Regions from separate parts of the Homo sapiens genome. Here all the other regions are linked to region 2. Evidence: chromatin contacts called from ENCODE Hi-C or POLR2A ChIA-PET data. All regions are on one chromosome and are shown on one strand. The core of a region is the stretch at or near the end of the contact, and the rest is flanking DNA. Distances in the headings are between cores, read along the strand shown.

Region 1 (4,558 bases), core at 173-2,672, 690 kb after region 2:
AATTCGTGGGGCACGGTGGTGCGCACCTGTGGTCCCAGCTACTCAGGAGGCTGAGGCAGGAGGATCTGTTAAACCCAGGAGGTCAAGGCAGCAGTGAGCTGTGATTGCACCACCGCACTCCAGCCTGGTCTCTAAACAAAAAATAAAAACCAAAACAAAAAAACTATTTCGGTAAGAAATCTAGGCTGTAACAAGGCCATGTGGGGACTGCCCACTGTTTCTGCAGCTCACTCTGCGGGCCCGGGGTCAGATCCCCAGTTTCTCAGGGTCGTGTTCTGTTCCCTTTGCTCATCTCTCCTCCAGTCCCCAGGGAAGGGCTTGGTCTCCACGGCGTCAGGAACTAGACTGTGAACTTGCACGTCAATACTGAGAGTGGGGCTTCCAGAGAGCAGCCGTGCTTGCTGCCCTGCCCCTCTCAGGCTGCAGCCCAGGGAGATGCCACTGAGACGCTGGCCATCGGGCTGGCCACCCCCGGGCTCCCTCCATCCTCACGGTCCTGCTCTGTGCTGGCAGTTTCCACTGAAGTCCCCCTCCCAGTATGCAGCAAGCCTGATCTGCTATCACTCGCTCACACCATGCCTCCGTGTCTCCCCCACATCTCACATGAAGTAACTTCTGAGCCTGTTTCAAAGTTTATCCTGAACAGGGCGGGCAGTCTGGCCCCTTCACCATCTCTTTCTGTGTGGGTGCACCGAGGTGTCTCCCTGCAGAAGTGCATTCTATCCTATGCTGGGGTAAAGATGCAAGTCACTCTCAAACTGCTGAGAAAAGACCCACGTGCAGGTACTGAGAGAGAGAAAACGGCAAGGCAGATGTGGCAGAAACGCTGACACTGGCCAATCTGGGAGAAGGTATGCAGGAATTATTCACACTACTTTGGCAACTTCTAACTTTGAAATTATGTAAAAATTTAAAAATATAAACGTCAGAAGCAGCTGGGGCCAGGAGGTGGCAGATACCCTCGAGGGAGCAGCAGTGCATCTGACAGCCGCTTCTCCACAGCAACGCCGGAAGCCGGAGGTCGGCGGCCTCACGTCGAAAGAGGGCTGAAAGCAAGCCAACCAAGAACACGACACACAGCGAAAAGCTCTGCCAAGAATGAAGGACAACTGAAGGCATTTTCAGACAGAGACTGAGAGGGCGCCCCCAGCAGAGTCACCTGAAAGAAAATCCAAGAAAGCTCAAGGCTGCAGCACAAGCAGAGGAAAACTGGTCACAGACGCAAAAGGACAAACCCAGAAGGACAAAGGAGGAAGGAGAGGGTACAGCCAAAGAGATGGAGCACAAAACCAGCCAACCTAAATAAATACCAGCGTACAAGTAGCATGTGGGGGTCCGAAGTGTACAGAATTTAAAACACAGCAGTAGCATGTGGGGGTCCGAAGTGTACAGAATTTAAAACACAGCAAGTGCTCACAACTCAAGAGGGGAAGTACCCAGAAGCGGTCTAGTATCTTGGGTACTTCGGGGAGGCGGATAAAGCTGTTAATCAACATCAGACCCTGGAGGTTTAGCGTGTGCTGTAAGAAAACCACTAAAGGAGGGTGTGCACGGTGGCTCACAGTGTAATCCCAGCACTTTGGAAGGTGAAGGTGGGTGGATGGCTTGAGGCCAGGAGTCTGAGACCATCCTGGACAACACAGTGAGACCCTGCTTCTACAAAAAATCAAATAAAATAAAGTACCTAACTTCCAAGGCAATTTGAAAGAAGGATAATTAAAAAATAAAAAGAAGAAATTCAAACAAAGCATGGGAAGATGAAAAGCACAAGATGGGAGTTCCACACAGCAGCGAGCACACCAGGTGGAAAGGGTTAGCAAGGCGCCCTGACACCCGCTCTAGTGGCGCGGTGCTCACTAGACACCCGCTGTCACGTGCAGTGCGTCTAAGGCTTGGGGTTTTCCCGGGCTCACCCCAGGGGAGACGTGGTCAAGGGCTCTTTCCCAGGGCTCGGGGCCGTTTGCACGTCCTTCTTCATGAGGCATCTGTTCAAGCCTCTGCCCATCTTCTACGGGACGAGCTGTTTCTTGTTCTTTGTTGGAGCCCGTGGGGAAGTCTGGATCTGAGCTCCGGTAAGTTCTAGGTATGGTAAATTCCCCCTGCAAAAGTTGCTTTCTTTTTTTTTTGAAACAGAGTCCTGCTCTGTGGCCCAGGCTGGAGTACAGTGGTGAGATCATGGCTCACCGCAGCCCCGACCTCCTGGGCTCAAGGGATCCTCCCACCTCAGTCCCCCTGAGTAGCGGATGCCACCACGTCCAGTTAATTTATTTTTATTTATTTATTTATTTATGAGGTCTCACTATGTTGCCCAGCCTGGTCCTGAACTCCTGGGCTCAAGCAGTCCTCCAGCCTCGGCCCCTCAAAGTGCAGGGATTATAGGTGTGAGCCACGGTCCCCGGCCAGCCTTTTCAGTTTTTGAGGAATATCTTTGATAAACAGAGCTGCTTAATTTTAATGTAAACCAAATTATCTATCTTTTCCTTTATGATGAGTACTTTTTAGTCCTGTTTAAAAAAACTTTTCTTAACCCATGGGTCAAGAATAGCATCTTCTATAACAGTGCTGTTCAAGAGAAATATAACACAAGCCATAATCTGAGCCATGGATATAATTTTAAATGTTCTAATGGCCCCATTGAAAAGTAAAAGAAACAGCCAAGATTAATTTTATTTAACCCAACAGATGTAAAATATTTTCGACTTACAATCAATACAGAAAATACAAGGTGCCACTGTATTTTTTTCAGTCTAGCGTATTTTACACTCAGCACATCTCTAGCGCTGCCAAGCTACATGGCTGGAGGCCGTGCTGGACAGCAGTTCCAGAACCTTCTACACTTAGACCTACATTCTACTGGGCTCAATTATTCTTTGTAGGGTGTGAGGTACAGGCCAAGGTTTTTTTAAATATGGCTATCTGGTTGGCCAGCATGACTTATGAAAAAGACTGGCTATCTGTGCCATCTCTTTTTCCCTGTCTTGATCACTCTTGCCAGATTTTCCACTATATTCCTGTTTTCAAAGAATCCAACTCTGGCCTCGATGACTATATCTGTGGGAGACTGACTTTCTGCTTTGTTAACTTCTGCTCCAGCCTCATTTCCCTCCATCCACCGTCTCTGAGCCCAGCTACTGCTCCGAGAGTGACGAGTACCTGAGGGCTGTGAACCGCTCCTGGCCGGTGTGCACCCTGCAAGTCTCAGCATGGCATATTTTTGTTATCTTTCAGCTAAAAAGTATGTTGTAATTTCCATTACAAATTCTTCTTTGTCCCACTGGTTACTTGGAAGTGTGCTTCCTAATTTCTAAATACTAGGAGTATCACTTTGCTGATTTCTAGTTTAACTCCACTTGGGTCAAGAGCACACTCCAGAGGAATTCAATTCACCGAGATAAGCGGAGGTTTTGGTCAACGTTCCATCAGCGTGTAAAGGGGGCACACAGCCTGTCAGGGGTGGGTTCCCTATTCTTCCTGTCAGGTGAAATGTGTGAATCTGGCTTTGAAATCTTCATGCTGACTTGTGAGTACAGCTGAGCTGCTGGGACAAAGGCCCACCATCCCAGGCCCCAAGTCCTTCCCTGGTGTTAGCCCAGGGCAGGGGTCAAACTTCACCCTCCAACACCTTCCTGGGGCCCCAGCCATGGGGCAGCCCTGTTCTCACCAAGGGCTGTCGAGGAGCCGCAGGAAGGCAGGAAGAAGAGGAAGGACAAGCATCTTCCAGACGGTGACTAGAAAGCTCCACCTGCCCCCACCTATGTCTCAGTCCTGAAGCTCAGGACACAAGGGAGGCTGGAGTTCAAGTGCCTGAGAGCCCACAGCCAGAGAAGCTTGCACGGGGTCAGAAAGACAGACGGGAGTCAGCAGGTCACAGCCCTGTGCCCACAACAGGTGGCAGGAAAGAAGCTCAGAGACCTGACAACAGCCACAGCAAGGACATGTGTGCACACAGGCCAGGTGTCTCGGCAGAACTGCAGACACTGGAGGGCCAGCCAGGCTGAAGTGCACATGGGCCACACAGGGTGGGGCTGGAGAGAGACAGGGGACTTCACCCCACAGGCAATGGGGGTCCACCAAAGTGCCTTGTATATAGGAGGATGACATGTGGATCCTCTCAGGTGGCTGTGTGGAGCATGAGTCAAAGATAAGGACATACATCCCCGCCACCGCCAGGTGCCTATGGCTATAAGAGCCTAGGCCTCAGCCCAGGGAACTGCGGGCTTGCTTAGGGAATCCAGCAAAACCCTCACAGCCTTCTGGATGGAGCCCCATGGCATGGATGGCGAGGCGTGAGGGGAGGCAGGACGTGGCCTTCCTGAGCAGCAGGCTCGAGGCACGGGACACACAGGCCACCACCACAACTTCAGGCTCTGTAACAGGGACCTACCCACGCAAAAGGTCCTTATCTGAAAGGGCTCCATCCTCACCCTAGAGCCCTCCACACGTCATTTTGGGGGACATTTTATTTATTTTATTTTTTATTTTTTTGAGATGGAGTCTTGCTCTTGTCGCCCGGGCTGGAGTGCAGTGGCACATCTTGGCTCACTCCAACTTCTGCCTC
Region 2 (2,693 bases), core at 1-2,500:
CCCGGTGACCAGCCCCGAGTGACTCACGGACCATGAGCTAGAAGCTGCCCTTGCAGGAGGCTTGTCATGGGTCGGGGGTGCCCACTCAGGATGCAGGCTCTCCCCAGTGGGCCCCAGGCTCGCCTGACTGAAGACATGAAGGACCTAGCCTAGGAGTGGTCAGGGTCCCGGGAGTGGCCAGGGTCCCGTGTGTGCCCTCTGCCAGTCTTCGCTCTGTCCCCGTTCAATCAACCCCATCTCAGTTCAGCAGAAAACCCCCTCGTCAAATAAAACCCACTGACTGCACTGCGTCCTCCTGGGCCTTCCGTGTGTCTGGGAGCCACAGCCTGTGTGTGCCACATGGATGAGGTGGGCACCTGTGCACGCGTGCTGTGTGGGTGAATACAGGGAGCGCGGGCCTGTGGCGATGGGGCTGAGGTCCTGCGTGTCCTCTTGTGTCCCTGGTCATGCCCCAAACTCACACTACCCATCAAGGCTGGAGCCCCTCGGGGCCCTCGCCAGTGTGTGGATCAGGGCTCCCCACTGTCTCGCCAGGGAGGCCGGGCAGGTTCCCGGCCTCAGTCGGCCACCCCCTCCCATGCTGGTCCTCCCCTGTGGCTGTGATGAATGAGCTTGGTGGGTGGGCAGCCCCCTCCTTCCTCACTCCCACTCTTGGCGTCTTGGTGCAGCCCTAGGCCGGCCCTGCCCTTCGTCCCTCACCTCCTCGCACCGCTCCCAGTGGTCCCTTCCAGTCTGGAGGGCATGGGCCCCCCAGGACCCCATGGGTATGTCTCGCTGGGACCCCAGGCCTGCCCGGGTCTCCAGGCTGTCCACACTGCACGTACAGTAGCCCTTCTCCCGCATTTGCCCACAGCGCTAGGCCCTCCCACGCCCCAGGCCGGCATCGGTTCTGCCGACCCCTGCAGCCTCTGGGCGGTTCCTGGGTGAGGAGAAAGAGATGGGGGTTGGGCATGGAGGAGGGCCGGGTCGCCACAGCCCAGGGCCTCTGGCTAGGCTGGTCGCCGTCTTACCTCCGGGCCCGCCTCCCGCCCAGCTCCTCCGTCCTTGGACGGGATGGGCCCTTGCTGGGCTATTGGCGCCCCCAGGGCTGCAGCTCGCCCGGCCTCCGCAGTGCCAGGTCGACCCCCAGCGCCTACACCCACGCGGGTTCAGACCTGCCGAGCGCCCGCCGCCGCGGGAGGGGCTTGAGGCCGGGGCGGGGCCGGGGCGGGGCGGGGCGGGGCGTCCCCCTCGTAGGCTCCGGGCCGCGCATTCTCAGCGCTGGGAGCCGCCGCCCCCGCAGCTGCTGCCGCCGCCGCCAGGGCCCGGACTCGGACGCGTGGTAGGTGAGTGCGCGGCCACGACAGCTCGGCCGAGCGGGGCGAGCGGGGCGAGGGGGGCGAGGGGCGCGAGGGGGGCGAGGGGCGCGAGGGGGCCGAAGGCCCTGCGCGCCCCAGCCCCGGAGGCCCAGCCGCAGGCGCCGGGAGGTTCCGGGAGGCCGCACCCACCGCCTGGCCCAGCTCCCTCGCCTGCCCCAGCTCCCTCGCCTGCCCTTCCGCGGGAGGCGGACTCCGGGCGGGTTGGGGAGGCGCAGCGGGAAGGAGAGGCGCCTCCCGGGCCCTTGGACCGGCCTGACGGCCCCCTTCAGCCCAGGGGTCCCGGGACGCGCAGCCTGGACACCCTGCTCATTGTCCCTGGACACGGCAGTCTTCCCTCCGCCCGCAGCAGCCCCCGCCCGCGTGCAAGTGGGCGCGCCATTGGCCGCGCCGGGCGGGGTCGGCGGCGGCGGTGACCTCATTGCAGTGCCCCGGGGACGCTTGGCAGGCGCGGAGTCCCAGGTCCCCCTGACTGGGGCTCCCCCTGATAGGGCGCGGGCCGCCCAGGGGCCTGGTGCAGGTCCCGGGGACTTGGGGAGGAACAGACAACTATTTCTGGAAGGCCCTTTCCCAGGGGGTCCAGAGGGACCAGGCATTCCTGGGAAGAGGGGCCACTCCTCAGCGGGTCGCCTGTGTCCTCGCGGTGGAGGACGCATCTGTGCCCAGAACCAACTTCTCCAGAAAGCCTGGGACCTTACAGCCAGGCCAGGGGCAGGTCCTTGAGGGGCTCACACATCCCCCCATCGGTGGCAGACGCACACCCCGCCCCCCGGTGGCAGACACATCCCCCCGCTGGTGGCAGGGTCTGCCTGTGCCACCCTTCCTGCGTGTATTTAGGCCCTGGCTCCTTCATGGAGGGTGAATATCCCCTCTCAGCTCAGTGGTAAGGTCTGTCCCCCTCCAGCTCCATTCCATGATGCCTCTTTCCCAGGCTGTAGCTGCCGCTGTTTGTGGGGGAAGGGCCAGTGATGGGTCTGGAGCGAAGGCCAAGAGTGGGGCACCTGGGGGAAGGTATGAGGTCCCTCCCAGGATCAGACTGTCCCGAAATGTCGTCTGCCTTGGGAGGCCAAGGCGGGTGGAACATCTAAGGTCAGGAGTTCGAGACCAGCCTGGTCCACATGGTGAAACTCTGTCTGTACTAAAAATACAAACATTAGCTGGGCGTGGTGGTGGGTGCCTGTAATCCCAGTGACTCAGGAGGCTGAGGCAGGAGAATTGCTTGAACTCAGGAGGCGGAGGTTGCAGTGAGCTGAGATCGTGCCATTGCACTCCAGCCTGGGTGACAGAGCGAAACTCCATCTCAAAAAAAGAAAAAAAGAAAAAAACAAAATGTCTTGT
Region 3 (4,054 bases), core at 1,313-3,812, 560 kb after region 2:
CATTAGTGTTTGGTGGGCTCCACTGGTGAGTCTTGGCCTGGACGTCTTTGTGAGACTGGGCCCTTTCCTAACTCCGGCAACAGACCTTCGTGCTCGAGAGCCCTGGCTCCTTTGGGGCTCCTGCTCCCACCTTACACGCGACAGAGGGGGACCGAGGGCTGTGGCATCACAGTCGTGGGCATCTACTGGCTGGCCACACCCTGGTACACCCTCTCCTGGGGCACCCCAGTACCAGGCCCGCTGGAAGGAAGGGCAGTCATCCTGTTGATCCCCACAAAGATGGCAGCAGGGAGGGCGCGGCGTGCTATGGAGAAGGCGTTGAGTCTGGGGTTTTGTGCAGCACCTTCAAGAGGGGACAGCAGGGCCAAGGGAGGCTGGGAGGGCGATTTGAGGATAGGCACTCAAGAGGCTGAAGGCTGACTAGCCTCTTGCGCCCGGAGGACAGGCAGGGAGCCAGAAGAGAGGCCCCAGACTGAGCCCCAGAGGCCACCAATGGCATAGGCTGCTCAGACACAGACAGGGAAGAAAAGGCCTCAGGGCTGCAGTGAGGGTTGGGAGAGGGATGCAGGCTGGCAAGGAGGTGGGAAGGAAGAAAGCAAGAATTTTGGCCACTGGAGTAGCCGGATGCAAACGGTCAATAGGGCAAAATGCTGCTGAGGATGTCACAAAGGTGCGTCTGACTCTGCTGCAGCCTGGGAGGCCAGGTGACCATGGCAGCAGAGAGAGGGCATCTCAGGTCAAGTGCCCCTGCCCTCTGGCTGTGGCCTGACGCCCTCTCCTGGTCTCCTGCACACCCTCGGCCTCTGTTGGCACCTGGACCAGACCACTCCCAGTCAGCCTCCAGCCAGACCTCACTGCTTGACAGTTTCTCCAGCTGGAGGTCCCAGTCTACATTCAGCTAAAAATGTCTGCTGTCCCCACTCACAGCAGCAGCAGCGGGGGAAAGGGGAGTGCCCTCTGCCTCTGTCCCATGCTCTCAGCCCCCCTCCCCTGCCCCCACTGGTGGGGCCCTGATTGCTCATGCTCAGAGGCCCCAGAATTGGGTAGGGAGGACCCTTAGTCCACAGCATTTGAAGGGAAGCAGGGCGGGCGGGTGCAGGCCGAGAGTGGACAGGTGCTTTGGGGCCCACTCCCCTCCCCAGCTGGAAATACAGACAGCCCAAAGAGCAGGAGGGCGCACTGGGAAGACCCCGCAGTTTCCTGAGCTCATACGGGCTTACCAGCGTGGGGAGCGGACCACGGTCAGCAGCAGTGTGTGGCAGAGCCCGCAGGGGAAACGTTGCCCGCAGACCATACACGGGCAAGATCTGGGACCCCCACTTCTGCAGCGTTCCGGGTCTCCCTCACCTCTCCCCTCCCACCACCTTCTGCAGCACGGGCTTAAGGAAATACCAGTGTTTTTCTGCAAAGAAACAGAGGGTCCGTCCAGGTCTGGCTGCCTCTTCGGCTGCCTGTGTTTAGACCTCCAAAGGCTGCTCCCGGCAACCCCTGCCCAGCTGCTCAACCTGAAAGAGGGGTCGGTAGCAAGGGCCGGGAGGCGCCAGGGCGCTGCGGCCGGATCCCAGGTGAGTTCCTTGACTCCGCGCCGCGCAGGTCACTGTGGCATAACTGGGAAAACCGCCGCTTCTCCCTCGGGAGCGGAGGCGGAGGGCCACGTCCTCCCTGGGGGTGCACAATCTCTGCTTGGACAACGCCCGCGTGCAGTAGCCCCACAGACTCCCATGCAGCCCCCCCGCCACGTGTGCCGCATCCGCGCCCTGCATGCAACACCCGCCCCCTCCAGCGCAGCATGCCCCTCGCTGGCGTGCAGCACCCCCCATGTGTGCAGCACCCCTGCCCCGAATACAGCACCTCTCCCCAGTACAGCACTCCCGCCCCGCATGCAACACTCGCCCCCCTCCAGGGCAGCATCCCCATCCCCCGCGCGTGCAGCACCCCCTCGAGGGGCGGGAAACTCTTTGGGACACCCGGGGTCACGCCCTGCAGGGTAAAACCCCCGTCCAGGGCAGCCATCTGCACCCCCTCGCCATGGGCCCACTGCCTGCTCCGTCCCGGGATGCGCCTTAATGGCGGGTCGGGCGGCAGCGGGAGCTCTGCTGCCTGGTGGGACCGGACGTGGCAGCCGGCGGGCTGGAGGCTCCCAGGTCCCGGCCTCGCCCTGGCCTCGCCTCGCCCCCTAGAGTCTCCCCGAGCGCTCGTAGCGGCGGGGCGGGGTGGGGAGGCGCTGATTGGCCGGCGCGGGCACCGCTTGCCGCCGCCACGGCATCCCGCTGCGTTCGTACAGGCTCGTGTCGACTCGGCTCCGTTGCGCGGCCCGGCTCGGCTCCCCTCAGCTGCGCTCGACTCCGCTGTTCGGCTCGGCTGTTCGGCTTGGCTACAGGGCTCGGCTGTTCGGCTTGGCTACATGGCTCGGCTGCGCGGCTCGGCTCTGTTCGGCTCGGCTCGGCTGCTGGGCTCGGCTGTTCGGCTCAGCTGCGCGGCTCGGCTCGTCTCGGCTCTGTTCGGCTCGGCTCGGCTGCTGGGCTCGGCTGTTCGGCTCAGCTGCACGGCTCGGCTCGGCTCGGCTCGGCTCGGCTGCGCGGCCGCTGACGGGCGTGCGCTGGGGGCGCGGGGCGCGGGGCGCGGGCCTCGGCGGCGGCGGCGGCGGCGGCGGCGGAAGCCAGGTGCCCCCGCCCGCCCTGTCCTCTCGACGAGGCGGAGGCGTCGCCGCGGGCCAGGCCTCGGACTGCCGCGTCGGAGTGGACGCGGGGGGCGGCGGCGCGGGCGGACGCGGGCGGCGCGAAGCAGCGGGGCCCGCGGGGGCGCCCCGGCCGGGTCGGCGCGGACGGCACTCGGCGGACGCGGGCGGACGCTGGGCGGCCCCTCCCTGCCCGCGCGCCCGGGCGCCCCTGGCCGGCGCCGGGCCCCAGAGCGATGACATCGACGGGGAAGGACGGCGGCGCGCAGCACGCGCAGTATGTTGGGCCCTACCGGCTGGAGAAGACGCTGGGCAAGGGGCAGACAGGTGCGTGCGGCCGGGGCGGGGACCGGGGCCGGGGAGGCCGCGCTGGCAGCGCGCTGGGTGGGGGGCGCCCGAGGGAGGCCCCGGCCGCGAAGCCGCAGGCCCGGCCCGGGCCCCGGCCGCGAACAATGGGCGGCCCGTGCGCCCCCGTCCGCTCGTGCGCCCCGGTTCCGCCGCGGATCCCGCAGGCCGCTTGGCTGCGGTCGGCCGGGCGCGGCCCAAGGACACGCGGCGCGGCGCGGGGCGCGCAGGCGGACAGGGGCGCACGGGACGGCGCCCCTCGGGCCCCGCTGCAGGTGCGCGGCCCGGGCCGCATTGTGCGCCCCAGCGACCGGGCCCATTGTGCCGCGGGAGGAGGGGGCCGCGCGGGCGCCCATCTGCCGTCTGCCGCGGCCGCGCTAATAGGCGTGCTGCCCGAGCAGCTGCGCCCCCGGCGGGACTCCCACCTCCGCGCGCCGGCCACCGGGGCCTCCGGGCAGGCCCGATCTCCCTCCGCGGTGGGGGCGGGAGAGTGCGGGGACCTGCAGAGGGCTGGACAGCGCCTTGCGCTGCTCCGGCTCGGGCTCGGGCGGGCGGAGCGTCTGTGACCTGCATTCCCACGGGGCAGGGAGAGGCCATTGGTGCTGGGACCAGAAGTGCGTGGGACCTGACCCGTGGAGCAGCCCCGCGGCCTGCCGGTGGAGGGGGCTTCCCGGTGGGGCCTGGCTGTCATTCTAGGGAACAGGCCGGGTCCCTGCGGGGCCGAACCCAGGCCAGAGGCAACCCAGCTACCCTCGCATGTGGCCAACTCTCCCCGGCCCGCTGGGTTTGGCTAGCCCTTCATCTGGTCAGGCACATTCACAGAGTCGCCTTTGTGGAGGCTGGGGCTCAGCCATTTTCTTTCTTCTCTCAGGACCGGCCTGTCTCTTGGTGTCCCCGAGGTCCCACGGCACTGCCTCTCCCTTCCAATCCGAGAAGTTCCTTAGACCCGGGCGGGCAGGGGTGGAGGGAAGGAGGAGGAGAGCGCTGGTGCAGGGTGGAGGCTCAGCCCCTCACGGCTGCACAGAGGAGGAG

What was found. Hi-C counts contacts between places; a loop is a spot of excess contacts on that map. ChIA-PET counts read pairs that join two places held with the same protein, here RNA polymerase II (POLR2A). Pooled maps may share reads with other maps.
Region 1: a loop to region 2 is called in a pooled map, with 3 times the contacts of the local background. The contact joins the enhancer-like site here to the promoter of CD151 in region 2. A Hi-C loop is called at or near these places in 1 of 168 maps with a recorded cell type or tissue (CD4-positive, alpha-beta T cell), 9 of 37 single-sample maps with no recorded cell type and 11 of 50 pooled maps. POLR2A ChIA-PET finds 5 or more read pairs at or near these places in 2 of 52 experiments (H1 and naive thymus-derived CD4-positive, alpha-beta T cell).
Region 3: a loop to region 2 is called in a pooled map, with 4 times the contacts of the local background. The contact joins the promoter of BRSK2 here to the promoter of CD151 in region 2. A Hi-C loop is called at or near these places in 1 of 168 maps with a recorded cell type or tissue (naive thymus-derived CD4-positive, alpha-beta T cell), 6 of 37 single-sample maps with no recorded cell type and 7 of 50 pooled maps.

Annotation. Positions count from the first base shown.
Region 1 is chr11:1,520,094-1,524,651 of GRCh38, forward strand. No RefSeq gene overlaps it. Among named protein-coding and RNA genes, the nearest start is that of MOB2, 36 kb to the left of the region's middle. RefSeq lists enhancers at 1-427, 428-928, 1,866-2,115. Within about 2 kb of position 1,423, at least 4 of the 41 ENCODE cell types and tissues checked have a DNase peak (open chromatin) inside an H3K27ac peak, as active enhancers do.
Region 2 is chr11:831,702-834,394 of GRCh38, forward strand. CD151 (CD151 molecule (Raph blood group)) reads left to right here and starts at 1,251. Exons shown (of 9, transcript NM_004357.5): 1 at 1,251-1,325. It overlaps CRACR2B (calcium release activated channel regulator 2B), which reads left to right. Exons shown (of 9, transcript NM_001286606.2): 9 at 1-285. The coding sequence ends at 8. RefSeq lists enhancers at 1-491, 2,648-2,693 and silencers at 927-1,576, 1,587-1,816.
Region 3 is chr11:1,387,372-1,391,425 of GRCh38, forward strand. It overlaps BRSK2 (BR serine/threonine kinase 2), which reads left to right and starts at 2,563. Exons shown (of 20, transcript NM_001256627.2): 1 at 2,563-3,004. The coding sequence starts at 2,914. RefSeq lists a silencer at 1,960-2,329.